Linked DNA regions of Homo sapiens: region 2 is linked to region 1. A link is a loop called in an ENCODE intact Hi-C map of the cell type or tissue named here. Cell type or tissue: PC-9. All regions are shown on one strand. Each heading gives the region's core, and the rest is flanking DNA. Links, peaks and the distances in the headings are about the cores only. Region 1 overlaps LOC105376236 (a long non-coding RNA gene). Region 2 has its middle 56 kb from the start of PAPPA.

Region 1 (12,760 bases), core at 2,924-10,923:
TATTTCTAAATTGGATAAATGTGCAATTATTTTAAGCATGTTTTAATTGGTACATCTAGAAAATATTTTTTTTAACGTTCTCATAAAAAGAAGTTGTTTTTTTTGCTCCAATTTTCCATTTTTATCTACATGGTATATAAAACACATCTTTTAAAATTGCAATGGAAGAAAACTTTTGGAGGTGATTGATTTCCCTATTACCTTGATTGTAGTGATGATTTCACAGGTATATGCATATATCCAAAGTCATTCTATTTATACATAAATAAGTGCAGTTTATTTTATATCCATTATACCTCACTAAAGCTGTTTAATAATAATAATAACACAAAATCGCAAAGAAACAATCTTCTTTGGCAATTTTTTCAAATAAATACAGTGATCTTAAAAAATGATTGAAGAAGTTGACTGACACAAAATCCAATAAAAACTTCAGTCAACTTCATGGGGAGCTCTGAAGCTGAGATGGCCTTCAGAGACGTCCCTGGATGATGGAAGTATGTCAGACCTTTTGATGCATTAATTGATCAATCACTAAATGAGGGTTGCTCAAGGAAGGGAATACCTGTGGGCAAGGTGGCCCTGTTCCACTCGGGCAATTCCTGAAGAAGCCTGGCAATGTAGAGCTCTCAGCCAGCAGAATTCCAGGCAGCTAGAAGAATAAATCTTTCATTCCCAAGGATGGAGCTGGGAATGAAGGCAAGATGAAGCTAGAATTCACTTCAGAAGTGGTTTTAAAATAGGGAACCCCCTACTGTTTTCTTCCCCCATCGCTTCAATGCCTCTCTTGCATTGTCCTTTATAGTCCTGAAAATTTTAAACTTCCCCTTCAGACTCGAAAGAAACTGGACTTTGTCTTCTGCCTTATCCAAAAATGATGGGAAATGCTTTCTGTTTTACTATCCTGGCTTGGCTTTCTTTCTTCTAAAGAACATTAATATGATTACTAGCTTTTACTTAAGGAATTACGGATCATTGTTTTGATCCAGAGGTGCTTCTCAAAAACTGTTGGTCCTCCTCCATATAAAATCTAACATAAGGGAGAATAAGTGTAATGGGAATTCAAGGGCTGGTAGCTTTGGCCTTTGAAAATAGAGCTGAGTTAGAAACTAAATTAGATAGGAAGGAATTTTATACTGCTTAATGTCTCTTCTTAAATTGTGTCTATCATATTCCTTTCATCTAATAAATGTTTCTTATTTATAGTCTCTTTAACATCAATTTGGAATCACAGGTGGAAATAAATTTATCAGACCTCTAATCCAACCATCTCCCCAGTACAAAGACACCTTGTATAAATGATTTGGCTAGGTGTTATCCATCTCTGTTTGCAAACATTGAGGATTGGGGACCTCAGCAAATGTTCAGTATTGAGTAAAAATGATTCTCCCTATAATTTCTATCCCCTAGTTCTAGTTCCACATTTACAGAGTAGGTATAATATCTCTTCTGCATCAGAGCCTTCCAGATTTCTAGGTAACTTTCAATCCTCTTTCCCTACCTATGTACCCTTAATACTCCTCTTCTGGTGGCTAAATATGTCCCTGATGTTCATTCAGTCTAGCCATCCAACTGCATATTGATTATCTGTCTTAGGTCAGGCACAGGGCTAAATTCTTGAACTATATATAAATCCAAAACACCAGAAAATAATTTATAGTATTTTCATTATTCTGGTTGCTCTCTTGGGTCATTTCTAACTAAAATGGGGTGTTTCCTCTTGGTTAAAAATTTATTCCTCACTCTTCCTTCTTTCTCAGGTTAGATTCTTTCCATACAAAATCTTAACTAACAGACACCATTTACTGAAGACTCACCCTATAAGATGTGCTATGCTCACCACTTTACAATCATTTCCTCAGTTCATATTTACAAGAAACCTGGAGGTTTTATTATCCCTTTTTTAACAGGCTAAGAAACTAAGTCTTCGAAATGTTAGGCAACTTTACCAAGATCTGAGCCAGTCAGTAATGGAACTGAGTGTCAATCCCAGGTCTGTATGGATTGATAGGACCTGAGCTCTTAGCTACAAGGCTGCTCTTCTCTATAGCCTTGGCTCAAAATAGCATTCAAATGCCAGTAACCCCCAAATGTATATCACTTCTGTTGTGGGTGAAATTATGTCCTCTCAAAAGATACACTGAAACACTGATTGCCTTAATACCTCAGAATGTGAACTTTCTTGAAAGTAGGACTGTGGCAGATGTAAGTAGTTAAGATGAAGTCACACTGGAGTAGTTGGACCCTTTATGCAACATGACTGCTATCCTCGTAGGAAAAGGGAGATTTGGACTCAGATAGAGTGAAGGCCATGTGAAGACAGGGGCAGACACTGGGGTGATGCTACTGCAAGCCAATGATCACTTGGGACCACCAGAAGCTGGAATGGCAAGAAAGAATCCTTCCCTAGGGCCCTTCAGGGGGCAAAATCCTGCCAATACCTGATTTCAGACTTCTGGCCACCAGAACTGTGATACAATAAATGTTTATTGTTTTAAACCACCTAGTTTGTGGTACCTTATTATGGCGGCTCTGGGAAATTAATCAATCCCCTCAGGCCTCTGTTTTGAGCTTCAATGTCACATTTCCAACGGCTCCACAACATTTTTCCTTGACAGCATCATAGGCAGATATTATTTAAATAGCCAATGCTGATTTTGCAAGCTTGCCTTCTCTCCCTTCCATGATCATCTTCCAGTGCTTCCTCTTCTCTGTGCATCACACCAATATCCACACAGTAACTTACACTTGACAGATTTCCACTTACTTTTCAAATATGTATTGCGTGGCTGCAGGCACTAGGAGAGGTACTAGGGACAAAGAAGAAGAGAACAATTAAAGCAGCTATCACTGTGCTAGTGCTTACTATAAACATGACATCCTTCTAAAGGCTTTGGATACATTACCTAATGGATTCCTCGCAACAACTCCATGAAGTAGGACTACTCATATATCCATTTGACAGATGAGCAGATGAAGACACAGAGAAGTCGAGTAGCTTTTCTTGGATCACACAGCTGGCCAGTAGCAGAACCAAGATTTGAAACCAAGCAATCTGGACCCGTGTTTGTGTACTTAATGACTGAGATTTTCATTTTCTTGGGTGGGAACAGCTCCTGCTTCAAGGATTATACATCCTTGTAGAGGAGCTAAAATATTTAAGAAAGTACTTTATAAGTGAGTGAATATAACGTTATAAACTGTGATAAGTGATGGGAAGGGAAATTAAACAGGGGAAAGGCAAGAGGATCAATTTCCCTGGAGAAGAGATGCTCAAGCTGAGACCTGATGAAGGAGCAACATTTCGCCAGGTTAAAAGAGGAGCTAAGGGAATTTTTAGGCAAAGGGAACAGCATATACAAGGCCTTGTGATGGAATCAGACCAGACATTTCTCCCTTCCTCATACCCCAAGTCCAACTGATTGCTGAGTGTTATTGAATTTGTTTTCTAAATATTTGCCATTTCCCTACAAGTCCACAGTCACTTCTAGACTACTATAATAACCTTCTAACTGCTCTCTGTGCATCTATACCTGACTCTCCAATCAGAATGCTATACAGAAGCAATGGTTATAATTTACACGCAAGTTTTATTGGGTCTCTCTTCTGCTGAAAACTCTTCAGTAGGTTCCCCCTTCTATTCAGCATGGAATCCTAACTATGTGTCATGATGCTGTGGACATCTGAGATTTCAAACTTCTAGTGTCTTTTCCTCAGCTCTGATAATAGCAATACATATCTCCTGACTTCACGTTTGGAGAATGGTTCTTCACCAAATACTTCAGGAAATCATGGTGGCTCTCTCAGTTGCAGGATTTTCTTTCCAGACTGCAAGGGCAAGCCCGTGACCAAGAACTGTTTATTCATTGCACTGCATCTCATGCTGCTCTGCTTGATGTTGATGCTGAAGATCAAGTTGAGGCCAGAAGCAAGATGCAGAAGTTTATATGCACTCAGTAGAGGAAAGAAAGTTCTCTTCTTCCATTGGAATCTATAGCTAGGAAGATGTATGGGGCCATATGTAGCCAAAATCCCTCAACCTCTAACACCTAGAAGGGTCCTTCTGCAGGATGAGAGAATGTGGCTGAAATAAAGATTAAAAACAGGCATGAGAGTTAAGGAGTGTCTAGGCAGCATGATTTGAGTTCCTGGATCTGGTTATTTCCAAGGCTAGTGTTACTCCTATTTTTTTTTTAATATGAGCAAATATATTTCTTGGTACCACTCCCCCCACCCACCCCCACCCCCACACACACATCTCACCCCTTTCCCATGCATACTTTCTTATTCTCATGAAAGTTAGATTATTTTTTTCAGTAACTTGCGACAAGCTGGCCATGATTATAAAGGCATGGCCTTCAGCACCCTGTCTGATCTGTTTTGGGTCTGTTTCACTCCGTTGCATCCAAATTTGGCAGCCTTTCCTGGTCCCTTCACCTTCTTCAGGGGCTTCACAGATTCATATGTTTATCCTGGAAGCCTGTCTCCAACACTACTCTCATCCCTTTCTAACTAACTCCTGTATAGAAGACCTTCAGGTCCTCAGTTGGTCTTCACTCACCAAATAGGTAAGGTAAACTTGGTCAGTGCATTCATAGCTTTAATTACCACACAAATAAATATTTGTGTAGTTAATTGTTAAATTTATGTCCCTTCCACCAGAACGTATAAATTCCACACAGGCACAGACCTGACATCTTATTTAAAATTCAATCAGAAAAAAACTAGATAAGTTGAAGTTAAACAAAACTAAAAGCTTTCATGCATCAAAAGACAGTATCAACAGTTAAAAGCAATCATAGAAAGAGAGAAAATATTTGCAAATCACACACCTGATAAGGGATTAGTGTCTAGAATATATAAAGAACCCCTACAATTCAACAACAACAAAAAAAGAAGCTGGTAAGCTGGTTTAAAAAAAACGGGCAAAACGTCAATGATAGACTGGACAAAAAAGTGTGTTACATATACACCATGCAACACTATGCAGCCATAAAAAGTAACAAGATCATGTACTTTGCAGGGACATGAATGGAGCTGGAAGCCATTATCCTCAGCAAACTAATGTAGGAATGGGAAACTAAATACCACATGTTCTCACTCAAAAGTGGGAACTGAACAAAGAGAACACATGGACACAAGGAGGGGAACAACACTGGGGCCTGTCGCTGGGGTGGAGAGGTGAGGGAAGGGAGAGCATCAGAATAAATAGCTAATGCATGTGGGGCTTAATACCTAAGTGATGAGTTGATAGGTGCAGCAAACCATCATGCCACACGTTTACCTATGTAAGAAACCTACACATCCTGCATATGTGTCCTAGAATGTAAAACAAAGTATAATTTAAAAAAAACTTTCCAAAAAAATGGGCAAAACACTTGAATAGACATTTCTCCAAAGAAGGTATACAAATGGCCAATAAGCACATGGAAAAGCCCTCAACATCTCTAATTCCTAGGGAAATGCAAGAAAAAAAATCACGATAAAACACCACTTCATGTCTATTCTGAAGGTTACTATTTTTTAAAAAAAGCAGAAAACAAGTGTTGGTGAGGAAGATGATATATTGGAACTCTCACACATTGTTGGTGAGAATGTGAAATAATAAAGCTGCTGTGAAAAGCAATATGGCAGTTTCTCAAAAATTTGAAAATAGAATCACCTCTTGATCCATCAATTCTACTCCTGGGTATATATCCAAAATAGCTAAAGCAGACACTGAAGCAGATGTCTGTACACCCATGTCCACAGCAGCATTATTCAAAAGAGCCAGAATGTGAAAGCAAACCAAATGTCCATCAGTGGATCAATGAATAAGCAAAATGTGGTATGTAAATGCAATGGAATATTACTCATCCATAAAAAGGAAAGAACTTTTGACGCATACTGCCACATGGATGAACCTTGAAGACATTATGCTAAGTGAAATAAGCCATACTCGAAAGAACAAATATTGCAGTATTTCATTTACATGAGGTACCTAGGAGTAGTGAAATTCATAGAGACAGAAAGAACAATGCTATTTGCTAGGGACTGGGAGTAGGGAGAATGGGGAGTTATACTTAATGGGTACAGAGTTTCAACTGGGGAAGATGAATCAAGTTCTGAAGATGGATGGTGGTGGTGGTTGTACAAATGTACTTACTGTTTGTAAATTGCACACTTAAAAATTGTTACAATAAAAATTTTATGTTACGTATATTTTACTACCTTAAAAACTCCACTCTGACATAGAAGAAAAAAATGTACAAACTACTTTAAAGCCAAAAATAGGACAAAGACATTATATATATATGAGTATAAGCCTATTTTCCTGAAGAAAAAAATGCTAATATACACCCAGAAAAAAAAGTCTAAGATCAATCCATTAATTGTGGTTATTTCTGGGTTGAAATTATGGGTGATAGACTTTCAGTTTATACCTTACACACTTTGTTACAACTTAAATGCCTTAAAATAAGTATAAATTGCTTCTTGTGTTAAGAAGCAATCAATAAACATATTTTCATTTTGACAAATAAATGCAAAGCCTGAAATGAAGTACAAAACTTTCTGTGTGGGCTGGCCAGAGCAGGTTGAAGATGGCTATCACTTGCCAAGTTTGGGATGCTGTGCTTCTAATTTAAGATGAATATATCATATGCCAGGCCCCCAACAAGGTGTTTTCTGGCTTCATGTTAATTCTGGAAAGGTAATTACTCCCACAACCTGGCAACCTACTCTCTGGGGATTTTTCTGGACAGAGCATGTTTTTCAATACAAAAGCAAAAATGATGGGGAGGTTGGAACTTCAGGAGACTAAGCTTAGAAGTAACCTTTTGTGGCTGGGCTATTTTAACCCTTCTCCATTCATCCCACACATTGCATACCACAAGTTTGTCTAACCAGGAAACCCGACCCAAGAAAATCAGGCCACAGGTGGAAAGTGAGAGGTGGCATTCGGCTGGGAGAAAGTATGTTATTGTTGGTGAATCACATCCGGTGAGAGCTTAAGGGGCAGCTAGGGCACTTCCTTGGTCTTGATTTTGTCACTGATGGGACATAAAGTTCACACTGAATCAAGGATGAGACTCTGCAGACCGTGTTGAGGACAACGTCTAGGTATGCAGAGAACAAAGTAGATTCTTTAATGATGCCATGGCTTTCAGTGAATGGGAAAAGGACTATGAAGAAGAGGTTCAGGTGTGAGTTTGTTTTAGAGAGAATATGGGGAGGAAGATAAAAAAGGTCCTTATTCATAAGTCAGACACACCTAGTACTAGTTTTAGGTCTGCCTTGATTAGATCTGGGGTTATGAGCAAATCATTTAATATCCTTGAATTCCATTTGCCTCTGTGAAATGAGGAAGTTGTACCTGGTGACTTTCAAAGTGTATCTTAGTGTAGAGGCTACAGCTTAATTGGGCTTCAACTCTCAGCTGTGCACTTACTAGCTGCGTGTCCTGCTTAGTCCTCCTGCATAGCAAGGTAGGCCAAGCCTGGGGCCTGGTTCACTGCAGGTGAGGTGCTTACACCAATGCTGTTCACACCACCATGAATGTAAGTGTGTCCTACCCACCATATTGCTTTCGTGGTGTCAGTAATAATTATGTGTGTTTAGGTATATAGACTACCCAAATTACGGCTAGTCATGTTCATGTGGACCTACCTGAGTGTGCACAAGGCTTTAGAGGTCATTCTTACTCCTCAGCTAATTGAGGCACAGAAAGGTTAATAAACTTGCCCAAAGTCACACAGCCACTAAATATAAGAGCTGGGATTTGAACTCAGATTGTGTTTTGTCAGATTCTTTGCTCCTGACTATTGTGCTACACTGCTGCTTTTGAATTAAAACGTCTCAAGAGCACCTCATTCATTTTCTTCTGTGTAACACAAATCAAAGGTAATTTAACACAAGAAAACATTTTTTAGCTGCCTTGACATTTGTGCTACTCCAGACCTTTCTGCAAAGTGTTCAAACCCCCACCACGTTCGAATTATCCTAGCTGGAAGTTTGCATTTAAGAAGCTCCTACTTGAGCTGCAGCATGCATTTGATGTGCATTTTTGAAAAATGTGGGAGTTTTCAAAATATTCTAAATTACCTACCTAAGGAAATAAGACAGAGAAAATGGAGCAGTCATGCTGATTAATATTTGAACATAAACAATTATAAGGAAAACCTACAGAGAATGTGAACTGATAGAATTCCTTGCCCCATACAATGTGTTTCTAAGCCATGGGGGTTTGCCTTCCTCCATATTTCCTGTGTACCCTTCTCATGGCTTTCCCGCTGCTTCAACCAAAAATCTAGATGAGCCCTCATTACAGCAACTCCATGATTGGTTTCTCCCTCACATACTAAACTAAAGCTGGTGGCTTAATTCCTTGTTTTTTCCACTTCTTTGCTCCAGAACCATCCATGATTCCTCTTTCCCTGCTGATATTTAAGTTTGGCACTCAAAGTTTCTGTGATCTATTTCTAAGCCACAGTCTCTATATGATGCCCCATCTATGTTTCTCCTTTACCTATTCTTTGTTTCAGCAAACCTTGCCCATCCCTTGTTCATTGAACATGTTCTCTATCCTTTATGCTTTTGCATATACTATTCTTTTTCCCTGGGATGTCCCTCTCTTCATTCTACATTCTTAATTTCCACTTTTTTTTCCAAATCCTACACCCAGTGTTATCTCTTAGATGGCCCTTACACACAGACTCTGTCATTGATTCTGTCTCATAATCTCTGAACCCCAGTCCACATGGCTGGTTTCTCTGTTACAGCTCTTTCCATTTTGTTCAGTCCCCAAAGTGGAAAGTTTAGGCATGTGATTGCCTTACTACTACATCTAGCTACAGTCCTCTCCCCCACCCAAGACAGAAACAGAACATGCTGAGTGTCTGGGTGAACTGAATATAGGACCCAGAAATTTTGATATTCCTATTTCTGCATCAGGAATATGTATTCAACATTCATTCCACACATATTTATTGAGTACCAAGAAGTGTACCAGAACTTGGAGACTCATTCAGAGTAAAAGCCAAAGCCTTACAATGGCTTACAAAGCCCTGTGCAATGTTTTAGTCTGCTCTGACCTGTCCAGCCACACTGGTGGCCTTACTGTTCCTGGAACATGCATGGTGTAGTCCAATCTCTGTGTTTCATACCTTCCTGTCCTTCCTGCCCAAGATAATCTTTCTCTAGTACCAACCTGCCTCATCTTTCACCTACTTCAAGGTTTTGCTTACCTGCCCCTTCTGCAATGAGGCCTTCACTTACCATACAAGGTAATATTGCAATCACCCCCGATCCTGACACTTCCTATCTTCCCCTTGATTTACTTTCCTCCCCAGTGCCTGTCTTCTGATTTACTCTATGTTTTTACTATTTATTTACTGATTCTGCCACTAGAACATTAGCTGAACCCCTTAGGCTTAGAAAAATACCTTACACATAATAAGAGTCCTATAATTACTTGTTGAATAAATTGATGATTACAAAGTTAGAAAAGACATGATCAGTCTTCACCCTCTTGTTCCTCATGGACCACTGAGAGGATGTGGTCGACTCAACACCCAATAGGAGAAGTGTTCTTGTAGGGAAATAGGGGCAGCCGATACAGACTAGGACAGTCACAGAAAATAAGCAAGTCATTGTCCCTGCCTTAAAAGAGTCATAGTTTTCTAGATGAGCAAATGATAATTAATAAATAGCAAGCGATGTGAAAATGACCACGTCCAAAGATAAAATAAACTCTTTTTGTGCACATCTTATCCTTCCCACTTGTCTATAAACTCCTTGAGGGCTTGGTTCACAGCAAATGCACTATTTTATCCACATGTGCTCCCTTCTCGTCTCCCAGTTACAATGTCTGGAGGGAAGTAGCATGAAAGAAGATGCTTGAATGAATGGATTCTGAAACAATATGCAAGCATGCGATCCCTCTCCCCCTTAAGCATCATAAATACCAGTGGTGATTTGGCTGTGAGATGACTATATTTTTCTGTTTATCCATTTGGCTGGCACAGTAAGAAGGGATTTCACAGTCATTCACTCACTGATATATGTTGTGATAAAAGCAGGCATCTGCCTGTGAGCAGCAGTTCTCCATAAAGCTATTCTGAGAAAAACAGGTCCAGTAAGCTGAGCTCACACCCATTACTGGAGATGTATCCAAATTTATTACTGGAAGTAGTATTAGTGGGAGAGTTGACACAGCCTTATCCTGGTCAATTTCATCAATGATTTGGACGACATGAGGTCATCTAAGCCATGGAAACCGTGTTGCCTTCATTCACCCACTGGAAGGCTTGATGTGGGCTCCTGGATGGTGAGGGGATACTGCCTCTTTTAGAATGACATTCTTGTTTTAGAGAAATAGATGATAAAACTGGGGCCCAGAGAGAGGAAGTGATTTGTCTAAAGTCACAGAGCTGCAGCAAGGTTAAGCCTGAATTAGATCTCACATGTACATTCTGAAGACTCCAGGATTTTGCTTTACTAGTCTGCTTCTAGTTGCCAGCTTTTCAAAATAGTTTTGTGCCCAAAGCAAACTCAAGACACACACTTGGTAATATTTTATGTGGTTGTCTTATTTAAAATGAAACATGGCTTCTTCATAAAAAGTTTCCAATTACAAGATTCTTGGGGTAAATGGCCCCATAAAGATAAAAATGGTGATGATCTTAGTAGAGGTATCAGAAAGGCCACTGTGCTCTCATTAACACACACAAACACACACACACACAACACACATACAGTCTAATAATGCTATATTAAATCACACTGGAGACAGAAGTCAGGCCATTACAAAGGGAGTTAATAATCACAAATATCATCCTCACAAAAGACAAAAGTCAAGGACATTTAGTCTCACTCACCATCTGATACATACTTGTCATTGCTAGCATATCACCAATGACAGAACTTAATACCCACTGGAAGCTTTCAGTTTTAATACTGATAGTACTAGTACAGCTATTTTTTTAATATTTAGTTCTTCTATAACAAGAAGCCAGAACAAAAATAATAAAAGTCCAGAAAAAAGACAATTAAGTCAAGAGAAGACTTAGTGTCAGTGCGATACACAAATCAACTTATCTTCTATCCAGCACATATAACATATCTGCCAGTAGTGACCTGTCCCAAGTGCTAGGGACACCAAGATAAGTAAGACCTGGCCTCTGCCCCTATCTGCCAAGGTGGTTTAGAATTGTGGTTCTGAGAGTACTAGTAGCCAAAGTAAATAAGGAAGTTTGACTAATACACTTACAGCGTCTATAGGGACCAGAGAATTGGGAGGAGGAAGGGGACCATTATTCAGGGCAAGAGAGATGCCCAAGAGTCATGGCTCAGTCCTCAGATGTCTGGTCTGGACACCTAATTTTAAACTTCCATAAAACATGTTTGAGATTACTTGGCTAGCCAAGATCAGGATCTAGACTTTAAGTTCCCCCCAATCAAGGATTATTCCTGATTCATTCCTGTCTCTCCAGTAATTAGCTAGACTTGACACTTAGATGATACTGAGCATGTGTATCCTGAATTATTGGAAGTGGCATTGGAATAATTACACAAAGAAACAGAGAATTAGGAGACAATAAAATGTGGTTTAGACTCCAAGTGCCAATAAACTGCAGACTCAAGAAATTGGTGATGGATGGAATATCAAGAGAGATGTCTTGGGAGGAGCACAGTTTGTGCTGGATTTTGATTAATGATAATCCTTCTCATCTGTTTGGTAATTTATAAGGCATTTCTGTATTCACAAGTTCAATCTAGCTCACAATAAACTGTGAAGTTGACAGGGCTTATTTATTACCCCCACTGTAATGGGGGCAACTGATCCTTGAAAGAATTCACCCACAGATGTGCCTCACTACAGTATTATTTGTGCTTCACATAGGCATTTAGCCATGATTGCATTCTTAAAGTGATGTAAATGTGAGCAAAAATTAGACAATATGGTAAATTGCTTGCCAAGACGATCACAATAATTCCACTGTCCTTGTATGTCCACTGTTTTTTGTTTTTTTGTTTTTTTGTTTTGAGACAGAGTCTTGCTCTGTCGCCCAGGCTGGAGTGCAGGCAATCTTGGCTCACTGCAAGCTCCGCCTCCCGGGTTCATGCCATTCTCCCGCCTCAGCCTCCCAAGTAGCTGGGACTACAGGCCTCTGCCACCGCGCCCAGCTAATTTTTTGTATTTTTAGTAGAGATGCGGTTTCACCGTGTTAGCCAGGATGGTCTCGATCTCCTGACCTTTTGATCTGCCCGCCTCGGCCTCCCAAAGTGCTGGGATTACAGGCGTGAGCCACCGCGCCCGGCCCCTGTATGTCCACACTTTTCAATATGTCTTGGCCACCCTTCCTATTAAAAAGTAGAGGTTTCTTCCCTCCACTTTGATTTTGGTCTTGGCCAAATTGTGAGTTGCTTTGGTCCAAAAAATATTAGCAAGTGTGACAATGGCAGAGACTTTAAATGTATTTATGCATCACACTTTGCACTCTTGCCTCTGATGAAATCCTGACACCACAACTTGTAGGAGCTCAGGTTCACCTGAATGAGAGGCATCCCAGAGAGTAGTCTGCCAACTGCCAGTCCTGCGGGTGAGGCCAACTGAGATCATCCAGTTCTACTCGAATTGCCAGCTAACCTCAGTCGTTGTAAGTGACCCAAAATGAACCCAGCACAAGAAACACCCAACAAAAATTGCTGACTCATAGAACTGTGAACACATAAAATAGTGTTCAAAGCCTCTAAATTTTATAGTGGTTTTTAGAAAATG
Region 2 (12,760 bases), core at 2,852-10,851, 89 kb before region 1:
AGTTTCCAAAAATTGTTTGGTCACAGAACCCTTTCATTTACTATGCAGTTTTTCCTAGCGGAACATCTCATAATACTAGTGTATGGTAAGCACTTGTGTACTCTTGCAGTGGTAGAGTAGGCTTTAGAGTCATAAAGAAACAGGCTTAAATCATAGCTCTTCCATTTACTAGCGATCTATTTTTGGACAAGTTACTTTTATTTCTCTGTGTTTCCTTTATCTCATGTGCAATACCTACAAGGTCTGAATGATGCATAGCATAATACTTCTACATTGTAAGACTATTACAAATGTTGACCATGACCATCATTATCATCATCATCATCATCATCATCATCATCATCATCAATATTCTGGACAAGATCTGATAGAGGCTCTGCTTCTACAGTAGTCTTTAGAGTCATTTGAGATTTAATGGAATAAAATGCTAATGGCATTAGTTTTTGGGAAGTGAACTTGGCAATATCAATTTAATTTTAAAATATGCATGTGCCCTGACCTCTCCAATCCTTTTCAAGAAAGCTACCTTCAAAAGTATTTGCACAAACACACTAATATGCAAGTACACTAGAAAATTGTATACAATATCAAAAGACTAAAAAAACAATGTCTATCACTGAAGGCTTTTTACTAAAACAAAACAGCAACACAAAACAAGACTTTCCACTGTGGTATTCAATGTGGTCATTAAAAAGAATGATATAGATCTGTTAGTGTTGACACGAAAAAATTTAGTAAGTGATTGAGAACTGTAACATTTTGGAACTCAAAGAGTGCTCAGAGATAGAAGCCTAGCTCTCTTGTTTTACAGATGGGAAGATAACATCCGTAATGGTAACTGACATCATGACATCAGAGATGTGATCTAGCTATAGAGTGGCCAGGAAACTCTACCTGGTATATCTCCACTGCCCTGGTGTATAACAATAGGTCCAAAAGGAGAGAAGCCCTCAAGATTCTTACCACCTCATTTAGCCCCACCAACATCTGTGTAAATCAGCACCAAGCAAATCAACAGCCGTGTAAGTCAGCATGTAGAAAGGGTAAAGACAACCTTTCTCACAAGTCGAGGAGCCTCCACCTACTAGAAAGCACTCCTTATTTGTCTCCAGGCTGCCCAAAAGAATCAGACAGGAAGAATGTTGGCTCAGTGACCATCTGGTTTGGGAATGGGAACGGACGGCTGTCATGTTCTGAAAAGCCCATTAACGTTCACTGAATTATTCAGTTTCTTCCTTGCTCCTTCACAGAGTGATCTGTCTTTTACGGATCCATTCAGTGCTTTCCAACTTTCCACTCTTCAAGAAGGAAGTCATGCTTTGTAAACTTTCCTGTATAGCTGAGTGTGGAAGAAAATTCAATGCTCAGACCATCTTTGGTCCCATTTTATCCTATTCCAATACAGCCACTGATTTTGAAAGGTCGCTAGGCTGGGGTGGGAAAGCACTGGTGCTAGAGAATATGTATTCAAGTTCCAACTCTCCCATCATTAACACCACAAACTTGGACATGCTGCTTCACATCCTGAGTCCAATTTCTTCTTCTCCAATTTTACAGATGAACTGTAATATTACTTTAACTAACATGGGTCTTTAGATAACTAAGTAGAAAGAAATATATGCAAACCTGCTTGTAAACAAAGAATCACAAAACAAATTTTATATACACAGTACTTACTATTACAACATCGAGGTATTGGAAGGAAATCCTTATCATTTGTCTAAATTGGTCTTTAACTTTAGTGAGTTCTGATACATCTAAATAAAATTTGAAAAGCAACAAAACATGTAAAATTGACTTCAAAGAATTTTAGATTTGAACAGACTATTGCCCTTAGCATCATGATCCAGGCTGCTGTATTTACTATCAGAAGTTGAGTTCTGTAGTGGTTTAGAGACAAGAACTCAGTATTGTGTCTCTACCAATTTTTTTGGATATCAATGTTTTCCTAAGCTACTGTTCCCTCAATCTCTTCTTCACCTTTGCCTAAGGGAAAAAAAGAAGCTTAATAGAATGAATAAGTCACTTATCACTTATGTTTCAAAATACCCCTCTGAGCTAGGAGGGTCATCAGGGAATTTGGCATGTAAGACAAAAAAAAATGGCTTATATCTTTGGCAGACAAACACGGAATGAATAACAGGGACATAAATGTGATGAAGATTGAACAGGGAACAGTTGAGCAATTGAGTAACATGACTCATTCTTACCTCATTCATATTTATTAACAGTAATAATAGTCTGCAGAAGGGCTCCAATGTGTCATAGCTTTATTTGTTTCATCTCATTTAATCTTCCTAATAAACCTATGGTGTGAAGGTTAATTCTCACTTCTAAAGAAGGAGGAAACTGTGGATCAAACATATTGTGTAATTTGCCCAAGATTTCAAGATGAGTAAGAGATAGAGGCTTAACCAGGGTTGCCTAAATACAAAGAACTTTTGTATACAACACACCAGTGTTTCTCCTTGGATGGACAGACTTCACATGCCTTCCATGTTGGAATTGTGCTTAGCATATAATCAATGTCCACGAGATGTCCTTTGTTTATGTTGAGTTAGCATTGCTGCATAGCGGACAAAAAAAGCTAGAGAAAACTAAGAAACTTCTAAATAAATCACATTGAATGATAAGAGGGTAGAACCATTGCTGGTCTATACATTATAAATCCCAAGTTTTCCTCTTGTCTTGAACATCAATATATTGTGTGACTTTGGGCAAGGCACTAAACCTTTCAATGCCTCAGTTTTCCTGCCTGTAAACAGGGACTGTTATACTAGCTTCACGTATCTATCTGGGTGGTTCCAGAAATCAAATGAGATGTCAGGACAAGCACTTGGCAATAGAAAGGCATTGCTGTTATCATCGTTCTTTATGACTAAGCATAGGGTTTATGGTATCTCTCTCTGAAAAATAACTGTGATAAACTCACATAAGCAAAGGGCTGGGAGGATTGTATGCAAAGACATGAATGGAGGGGAGTAGGAGGTGTGTGGGTGAGCAAGATGAGTAATATGGGTACTGTGAGGCACGAGAAGTATTACAAGAGTTCATGGGAGGCTGAATTCAATCCAGGATAACAAGTCTGTAGGGTGAACTGGAGGTGAGACAGGTGATACACAGAAGTGGATTTTGGAAGAAGTCAAAGACGGGATTGATTGACTCACTTATTCACTTCTGGCCCCATCTCCTGCAACCACAAAACAAGTGTTAACCCCATGGAATAGCTTGAGGCAGAAAAAAAGTGTCTTTAGTAGGATTATACTGGGAACTTACTAAGTATATAGGAATGGGAAGATAGTCAAGAGCAGTAATTACAAAAAGAATAGTCATAAGGACGAAGTGATGTATTAAAAAGTGATTAAAACAGAGCATTGAATATAGCCAGCACTTAATGAATGGTAGTGATGATAGTGGTAATGTTCATTGGATGCTTAGGAAATATGAAAAATAGAAATGTATATAACGTAGCCCCTGACTTCAAGAAACTCACAATTGGCAAGACCATTCAGGAGGCTTGAAAGAGGAAGAAAGAAAATAGAACTCTCACAGATTGCTTACAAAATGGTTCTAATACCTCCACTTATTCCTGTATCCACATCTTTTGAAATGCTACTTAACAGCTTCCCCCATTAAGTGGAGTCTTTCTCTCTAACCCTCAAATCTGGGCTAGCCTTGGATTTTGCTTTGCCAGTAGAATGTGGCAGAAGTGACTGTGCTAGTTTTGAATGTAGGTCCATGAGGTCTTACATACATTTGCTTTGTCTCCTAGATCCTTGCCAGCTGCCATGAAGACAAGCCCAGGCTAGCTAGATAATGTAAGACACATGGTTGGTCAAGTGACCCATCTCCCAAGTTGACAGCCAATTGCCAAGCAATGAATGAGGCTGTCCTAGACTAGCCAGCCCCAATTGACCCACCAGAAGGCTGCAAACACATGTGTGACAACAGCTGATGTCTTCACAGCCTGGACAGATAAGAACTTCCCAGAAAATCTAAAGACTTGTGGGCAGTGAGAAATTGTTTTGTTTTAAGCCACAAAGCGTTTGAGTGGTTTGGTATTTAGTCATAGATAACTGATACTGGAATTGTATTCATTCCTATATACCACCTTCTCCTACCATCATCACTACTGCTCTGTGAGCTTTTGCATCATGGACCCCATTTTTCAGATGAGGAAAGAAAGATTTAGTGAAGTGAAAAGTAACGTATCCAAGGTCAGGGGACTAGAAGTGGTACAGTCAAGGCTTTACTCAGTCTGTCTGTTCCACATTCTATGTAGTTTATACTACATCACACTACCTTGAGTAAGGTGAAAAAAATGACTTGTGGGTTGATCAGGGTGTTTGGCTTTAGGACAAGGGTTGAATGTAGTGGAGACAGGAGAACAGGCCATCCATGGGTGGGGCTCCATGAAGGCATGCACCAAAGTTTGAGTAAGAGAACACCAAGAGTGAAAGCAATAAAGGTCAAGTGGGATGATTCTTGTCTAACCTTCTTAAATCATGAAAGAAAGGAAAAGTTGATCACTAAGTAAAAACAAGTCAGGAAACAAGGAGGGATTTCAGGAAGAAAGAATGACACAGGTGAGGGCTGGAAACATGGTGAATCAACATTCCCATCCAAAAAAGGTGTGACCTTAAGTGGGAAAGAAGAGAAATGGTTTAAAATTGGAATATCATAGCCAAACTTGGGACAGCATAGAATTTCCAGTAGTTCTCCAGCAGTACAACTCCCCCCTTGCAAGGAGAAACAAATTTGGAAGAGAAGTCTGGAAAGAGCATTTTATCAGAGCCTACGAAAATCTGTGTCTTGAACTATACCAGAAATCTGCATGCACCTTTTTCATTGCTCCTTTGTTCAAGATCCTTTCTCATGCTCTGTAAGTAAGGGAATTCTTCAAGGCTTTCTCCTTGGAATTGATGCTACTGCCGCTCACCTAATAATTATAACCACATGCACACTTCTAATCTCTCTGGAGTCCAGTGGAACATGAGACTAGTCCTGACCAATAAGTTGTAAAGATAAGTATTATGTGTCTTTTCCATGCCAGAATATTTAAGGGATAAACTGAAGATCCACCCACCAGAGGTCTTTTTCCCTCTGGTGCAGAGACAACATTGAAGATAGTGGTTCCATCAACTTGGTTTCCTAAGTCACAGCGTATAGGAGAGTTTCCCTGTCAACCAGTGATGAAAGCAATAAATAAACCTTTGTTATTTTAAACGACTGAGAGATGGAGGTTGGTTGTTACTGAAACAGACCCTACTTTCTTCTGAATAAGGAACATTCTTCTCTTTGCTGGTCAGATGAAAACGCATTAAAGTGTGTTCTTTGTAACATCAGTCCCGAGAGGTTATCTATTAAAAGAATTCTATTGTCAATAAACTCTGGGCAGCACTGCCTACCCTAGCATCATCTTAGAAAATCTATAAACACTTTGGAGCAAATCGGAGTATGCTATTCTAGACTCTGTCTTCAGCAAACTTATCTATTCTTTAGGTTTCAAACACCACATGTATGCAGCTTATTTCTAAATACACAACTCCTCACTCTTAGAGGTCCCCACATAGAATGTTATTCTGACACTTCCAGTTCAATATGGAAGATCTCATGATCTTCCTACAACTCAATCTGCTCCCTATTTGTTTACCATACTTCTCTAAAGATACTAAGACATTTTCTATTTTCTTATATGTATATAGTTCCAAGCTCCCTAAAGTCATAAAATTACTCCATCACTATATATGCCTAAACCAAGCACAAAAAATGACCCATTATATGTGTTAATAATGATTATTAAAAGGACTGGCTCCTGGGAAGCAGCTTATAACTGTAAGGATATTTATTCTATCCTTTGAAATATGACTTTTATGGAAAATACATAGGTTTTAGAGTTCAGGAAAGTTTGGTATGCATTTCAGCTCCCCCTTCATATCTTGCAAACTTGGCATGTTAATTTACCTGAGTTTTTTTTTTTTTTTTTTTTGTAAAATAGAGATAAGAATATTAACACGTAACATTGTAGTGAATATTAAAGTATACTTTACAGTTTCACCAAACATGTGAAATGTGCTTAAAATTTTAAGTTATCTTGTCTTTCCTCCTGAACAAATAATGATCTTTGCCAACATTTAAGTACTGTTGGTACCATTTGAGTTATTAATTTTCTGGAAAGAAAGTACAAGCTCTAGGAAGGTTATGTTTAATGTATCTTAGAAAATCTCACTGTGATCAGGTCTTCACTGTGATTTTGTTTTCTTACTACCTTCTGGTTCTAGCCACGTCTTTCTCTCTCTCCTCAATATGTTGCCTTGTTCCTGGGCATCATCATCTGTCATTCAGCTCCACCACCATTCTGGCTATTCCTTAACTGCTGTTGGTCTTTTCACTAACCCATTCTCCACATTGCTCCCAGAGTCATCTTCTATCTAAAACGGCAACTAACTCTCCTCCTGAGAACTTTTGAATGGGACCTCATTGCTCTTAGAATAAAGACCAAGCTCCCTTCATGGCTTGAATTACCAGAAAGGCACTTCAGGATGTGCCTCTCTGACTACTTTAGCCTTACCTCCTACCAGTCTCCTCTTTAAATTCAACATTTCAACTATACTGAACTGATTTGATTATGCAAACAGGCTGTATTTACTTGCATTTGCCAATACTGAGTCCTTTACCAGGCACACAATATCCTAGCCCTTCATCTTGTCAACCTCAATTCATCCCTCAAGGTTTGGCTGAGAAACCTTGAAGAAGGTTTCCCTGTCTAAGAAATCTTCCCTGGCCTCATTCCCATGGCACTCGGCTACACTCCAATATATTGTCTGCGCCCCTGATTAGAACACGTATCAGGTTACTAGTCTGCCTCTCCCACTAGGAATTCCCTGAGGGCAGGCACAATGCTTGAGTAGGAACTCAGTAGAGAGATGTGTTTTGAATGAATGAATAAATGTGTTCTTTCAAGAGTAGCAGCAGTCATTAGTTCTGTTCATTGAATTTGTCAGTTAATGCTTTTTGATCATGTGGCAGAATGCACATTCTTGCCCCCTTGTAGATGGGTTAGCTAAGTAATTAGTTCCAGCCAACGAGACATAAGTATTATCTGTGGGTTGAACATTTAATTGTCACCGTAAGTCCCTCCAGAACTCTTTATTCTTTGACACAGAGACAGGCAACATTAAAGTTGGTGGCTGCTCCATCAGCCTACATCTCATTAGGGACACATTAGTAAGAAATTAATCCTGCCATTTTAAACAATTGAGCTTTCAGGATTGTCTGTAACTACAACATAACCCATCCTGACCCATACAGAAGGGATGCAGAAAATGTGACCTAGTAGAGTGAAGGAAGTGTAGAAGGAGGGAAAGTGATGGTGGAAATAAGGTCCCTCTTGTTGTTAAGGCTGAGAACTCTCCTGAGAGGTTAAGCAGCAGCTTCCTCTGGCTCAAGGTGAGCAGCACTTGTGAGGGACCCAAGGGCTTGGCAGGTGTGCAGAGGCACATTTATAGCGTGGCTGACATTTATGATCAACATCAGGTTATGGCTGGGTAAAGAAAAAGAGTTTTAAGGTCATGATGTCACCGGAATAAAACTCCCTGCACATAATATGAGTAATCTCTGTGGCTCCTCTCTTTGTGGACCAGTTTGGGGTAAATTTTTTATCCCAGGGTTTTGTTCTAAAGTTTCCGTGTAGCCAGGAAGCAGAGTCAGGCCATGCTGATGATTACTAGTGAGTATACCTGACATATGTACCTAAGAATGCATTCTCTCTTGAGTAGACTGCACGACTGGGAAGTCTTCATAGTTTATTGGGATGTTCTCTTCAGTTCATTCTTGTTGGTGGCATGCAAGCATTGCTTTTATGAGGGAGATATTACTTGCAATCCGTTTTGCAGAGATAAAGTGTGGAGCTCAGAACTTATCTAAATAATTCCAGAAAGAAAATAGAAAAGATAATATTAAAATCAGTATAATATTAAAGATAATCCTTGAAGAGTGCTGTCTCTGGGATAGGCACAATGCTAAATGTTTCCCATGAATTTTGTCATTTATTCCTTCCAGTGACCTTATAATGTAAATATTATTTTTTATCCACTTTTACAGATAAAATATCTAAGGCTCAGAAAGATTTAGTGACTTTCCAAAGGTCACACAGTAAAGAAGTGTTTGAGCCAAAACAAAAATTGAGCAATCTGACTTCAGAGCTGTGCTCTAGACTACTTCATTACTCTATGTTCCAAAGGAATAAAGTATGTTAAATCTCTCCTTTATGTTAAGCGCAAAGAAGGGAAATGTGCTTAGTCATAAGAAAACTTGTTTTTGGACAGAATCATTAACTTGCTAAAGATTTACAGGTGGTAGAGATTCTTCTCAAGTTCCCCCACCCCCACTGGGTTGCTTCCTTTGGAGTCTCCTAAACTTCCTCTCTCGCCTATTAATCTGGCAGGTAGTTAGCCTAATCCTTCTCTTATGGCCAGTTCCAGATGATTTTTCCAAACTCCAAAAATTATGCCTCTTTGGAAGTCCATTCATCATTCATTCACTCAGTAAGTATATTGAGATTCTTCGCCACATCAGGGGGATAGAACTATTTAGATAATGTCATGAGAGAGATGAAGAGGAAATAGAGTAGAATTTTCTGAGGTCCTCCTAAAATCTTACTATCAAGTACTTTACATATATTATCTTATTTAATCTTCAGCAATTCAATAAGGTAGGTATCATTCTTTCCATTTTATAGGTTAGATAAGCAAGGCTTAGAAAAACTGAGTAAGAAGATTTGAAACTCAAGTTTTGCTGGCTTCAAAGTCAATAGTCAATCTACCCTTCTAGTCTAGAAGAGGCTGCTTTCTTTCTGATGTGTCATAGGTAGAACAGTTCCAAATGATGAGACACTCAGTGCCTGATACTGCATCAGAGTCATCTGGAGTTTAGGTGAACAGTGCAATTTCTGGGCCTCACACAAGACTTGATGATTTGGGGTCTATGGGGTTGAGTCCCAGAGATCTGCATTGCAATGGGATTTTTGGATGATGTCTGTGAACATTATCATAGGCATCTGATCATGTTTATGTCTTATAAGCACTTTATGAAAGGAAGAGTGTAAAACCTCCTCAGGAAAGAAACAGTGAGTGTAGAGCTGGTGACCTCAGGCTGTCAGGGCAGAAGTGATCAAGACTGATGGCTTGGGCCAGAGGAGGAAGGCAGGATGTGTTCACGTGTGTACGTATATATGCATGCTTTAATGTGTATGTGTTTATGTGAACACATGCATGTGTGTGTGTGGTGCTGAAAGACACTAGAGAGAAGAAAGAAAAGAGACTCCCATATCTCATTTGATTCAAGTATTCACACCCCTTTAATTTTTCCAAGAGATTATTTGAACCATTTTATTCCCAAACTCTTCTTCATTATTTTTTGTCTCTTCATACTGGTTTTTTTTCTCTAGCCTTCATTTTATCTCACTTTACTTATATTACTTCATAGTACATCTACTGTTGTCTCTTCCTTGTATAATGTGAGCTCCATTTGGAGTTATGCTTCTCTGATTTCCCAAGAAAAATTGCATCCAGAGGATGTTCTATTTAGAGGTAGTGTGTATGTAGGTTAGGTTTCTTAAATCAGATTGCCTGGGTCAAAATTCTGTTTCTATCATCTAGTTATTTAATTGCTTGATGGCCTTGAGCCAGTATATATTGTGACATCTATAAACACACACACACACACACACACACACACACACAGGCTTTGTGACTGCCACCCAGGTCGATATATATATTTTACTACCCATATTTGGTGTTATGTATTTTGGGAGATGTTAACCAATAAGCACTATAGTCTGGAAATTGTCACCACAGACATCTAGTTTCAAATCCCACTTCCACCATTCACTAGTTCTATGACCTTGAACAAGCCTTCTAAACTTCTTGAGCCTCCATTTTTTTTCCATAGCTAAAATGGGGACCATAATATCTGAATCTTAAGTCTTGTGCATGTGTTAAAATAGATAACCCATGTTTAACATATAGCTTAGTATCTTGTATATAGTAGCTATTTAGTAATATTTGACATCTCTGTATAATACATCTCTATCAGAGATGTTTGAAAGAACATAAGGCCATCTGGGATAACTCCTTGCCAGTGAAAGAGTTACCTAAACAACAGCCCTGATAAGAAGGTGACTGATTATTTCATAAATTCCAGAAACAGAAAACTCAGTTCCTTGCTAAGCAGTACCTGGTAGCAATTTAACTTTTTCCATGTAGAAATGCAAATCCCTGCTTTAGAAGAGAAAGCTTAGTTTTATTCTACAAGCTCTGTATCTTTTTTTACTGGGCAATGCTTTCTCATACAGTGTCTGCTTTTCATTTGATGACAAATATTTTAGATTCTTGTTGACTATACCGTGAATCTGCACCTGGGCACTGGAGCATCACCTGCATCATGAACTGAAATATTTAAATCTGCCATCTAGCTCTAATACCTGACTTATGAGTTATTTGAAACTGTTTCACAGTCAAAAGGGCACTATTATAAAAACCTGTCTCTAATAAGCAGAGGTGCCATTTGAGGTTTTTCTGTGTAGGAACATTGTTTTAGGCATTTTACATTTAATTTAATTTTCACATATCATCTTATTTAATCCTCCCAAAAAACTTTGAAAAAGATGTTACTATCCCCTTTTAAGTTTAAATTTAAATGTCTTCATTTAAATATGAGGAAACTACGTCTTGGGGTGAAGGAGGTAGTAACAAATTGTAGAACTAATACATACTCTGAATTTAGGCATGTGTGACTCCAAATTTCATGGGAGAAAATGTTTTCTTACCTCACTTTTTAAAAATTAATGTTTCCTATATTGAGGAACACTCTCCTTTATTGAGTTCAATATGTGGTTAAATGAATATTCAATTTACTAACTAGAGTCTTAGAGAACTGCTTAATTGGGTATTTTATTATTTCAATTATAAAATATAATGGAGACACAAAAAAGCACACGTAACAAAAAAATGAGTTATTGTGAATATAGCAGCTTAGTGACTGCCACCTGGCTTAAGAAATAGAATCTTTCCACTACTCCAATAGCACTACCTTGTGTCCTGTCTCAAATCAACCCCATATCCCAACCTCTCCCCTAGAAAACTGACATCTTTCCTGACTTATTTCTAGTCATCTCCTTCTGTATGAGTCCATTCTCATACTGCTAATAAAGACATACCTGAAACTAAGTAATTTATAAAGGAAAGAGGTTTAATGGACTCACAATTACACATGGCTGAGGAGGCCTCACAGTCAAGCAGAAGGCAAACGGAGAGCAAAGGCACATCTTACTTGGCAGCAGGCAAAAAAGCTTGTGCAGGGAAACTGCCCTTTTATAAAACCATCAGATCTTGTGAGACTTATTCACTATCAAGAGAACAGCATGAAGTAAAAAACAAAACAAAACCCATTCCTGTGATTCAATTACTTCCCACCAGGACCCTTCCATGACATGTGGGATTATTACAATTCAAAGTGAAATTTGGGTGGGGACACAGAGCCAAACCACATCATTCTGCCCCTGGTGACTCCCAAATCTTATGTCTCTTTCACATTTCAAAACACAATCATGCCTTCCCAACAGTCCCCCAAAGTCTTAACTCATTTCAGCATTAACTCAAAAATTCACAATCCAAAGTGTCATCTTAGATAAGGCAAGTCCCCTCTGCCTATGAGCCTGTAAAATCAAAAGCAAGTTAGTTACTTCCCAGATAAAATGTGGGTACAGGCATTGGATAAATACATTCATTCCAAATGAGAAAAATTGGCCAAAATGAAGGGGCCACAGGCACCATGCAAGTCCAAAATCCAGTGAGTCAGCAAAATCTTAAAGCTCTGAAATAATCTCCTTTGACTCCGTGTTTCACATCCTGGTCATGCTGTTGCAAGAGTTGGGCTCCCATGGCCTTGGGTAGCTCTGTCCCTGTGGCTTTGCAGGATCCTGCCCTTGGCTGCCTTCACAGGCTGGCATTGAGTGTCTGCAGCTTTTCCAGGTGCATAGTGCAAGCTATCAGTGGACCTACCATTCTGGGGTCTAGAGGATTGTGACACTCTTCTCACAGCTCCACAAGGCAGTGCCCCAGTGGGGAATCTGTGTGGGAGCTCCAACCCCACATTTTCCTTCTACACTGACCTAGCAAAGGTTCTCCATGAAGGCCCCACCCCTGCAGCAAACTTCTGCCTCTACATCCAGGCATTTCCATATATCCTCTGAAATCTAGGTGGAGGTTCCCAAACCTCAATTCTTGCCTTTTGTGCACCTGCAGGCTCAGCACCATGTGGGAGTTGCCAAGGTTTGGGGTTTGCACCCTCTGAAACCACAGGCTGAGCTGTACCTTGATCCCTTTTAGCCATAGCTGGAGGAGCTGGGATTCAGGGCACCAAGTCCCTAGGATGTACATAGCAGGAGGACCCTGGGCCCAGACCAGGATACTGTTTTTTCCTCCTAGGCCTCTGGACCTATTATGAGAGGGGCTGCTGCTAAGGTCTCTGACATGCCCTGGAAACATTTTCCCCTTTGTCTTGGCAATTAGCATTCAACTCCTCATTACTTATGCAAATTTATGCAGCAGGCTTGAATTTCTCCCCAGAAAATGGGTTTTTCTTTTCTACTGCATCATCAGGCTGCAAATTTTCCAAACTTTTATGCTCTGCTTCCCTTTTAAAGGTAAGTTCCAATTTCAGATCATATCTCTCAAGTTCAAAATTCCACAGATCTCTA

The links. A loop is a pair of places that touch in the nucleus more often than their neighbours do. Peaks named below come from ENCODE experiments on the same cell type or tissue, not always from the same donor. Only the 100,000 strongest peaks of a DNase experiment are listed, where the experiment ranks them.
Region 2: a loop joins it to region 1, with 3.0 times the contacts of the local background. A loop is called at or near these places in 5 of 110 quality-filtered maps.

What each region holds. Positions count from the first base shown.
Region 1 is chr9:116,002,677-116,015,436 of GRCh38, reverse strand. It overlaps LOC105376236 (a long non-coding RNA gene), which reads right to left. Exons shown (of 3, transcript XR_930271.3): 3 at 2,470-4,084. Among named protein-coding and RNA genes, the nearest start is that of LINC00474, 84 kb to the right of the region's middle. In PC-9, for the core only: no CTCF peak of the experiment used is centred there; DNase peaks (open chromatin) are centred at 6,956 and 7,316; H3K4me3 peaks cover 1,192 bases; H3K27ac peaks cover 2,710 bases.
Region 2 is chr9:116,091,172-116,103,931 of GRCh38, reverse strand. No RefSeq gene overlaps it. Among named protein-coding and RNA genes, the nearest start is that of PAPPA, 56 kb to the left of the region's middle. In PC-9, for the core only: no CTCF peak of the experiment used is centred there; no DNase peak of the experiment used is centred there.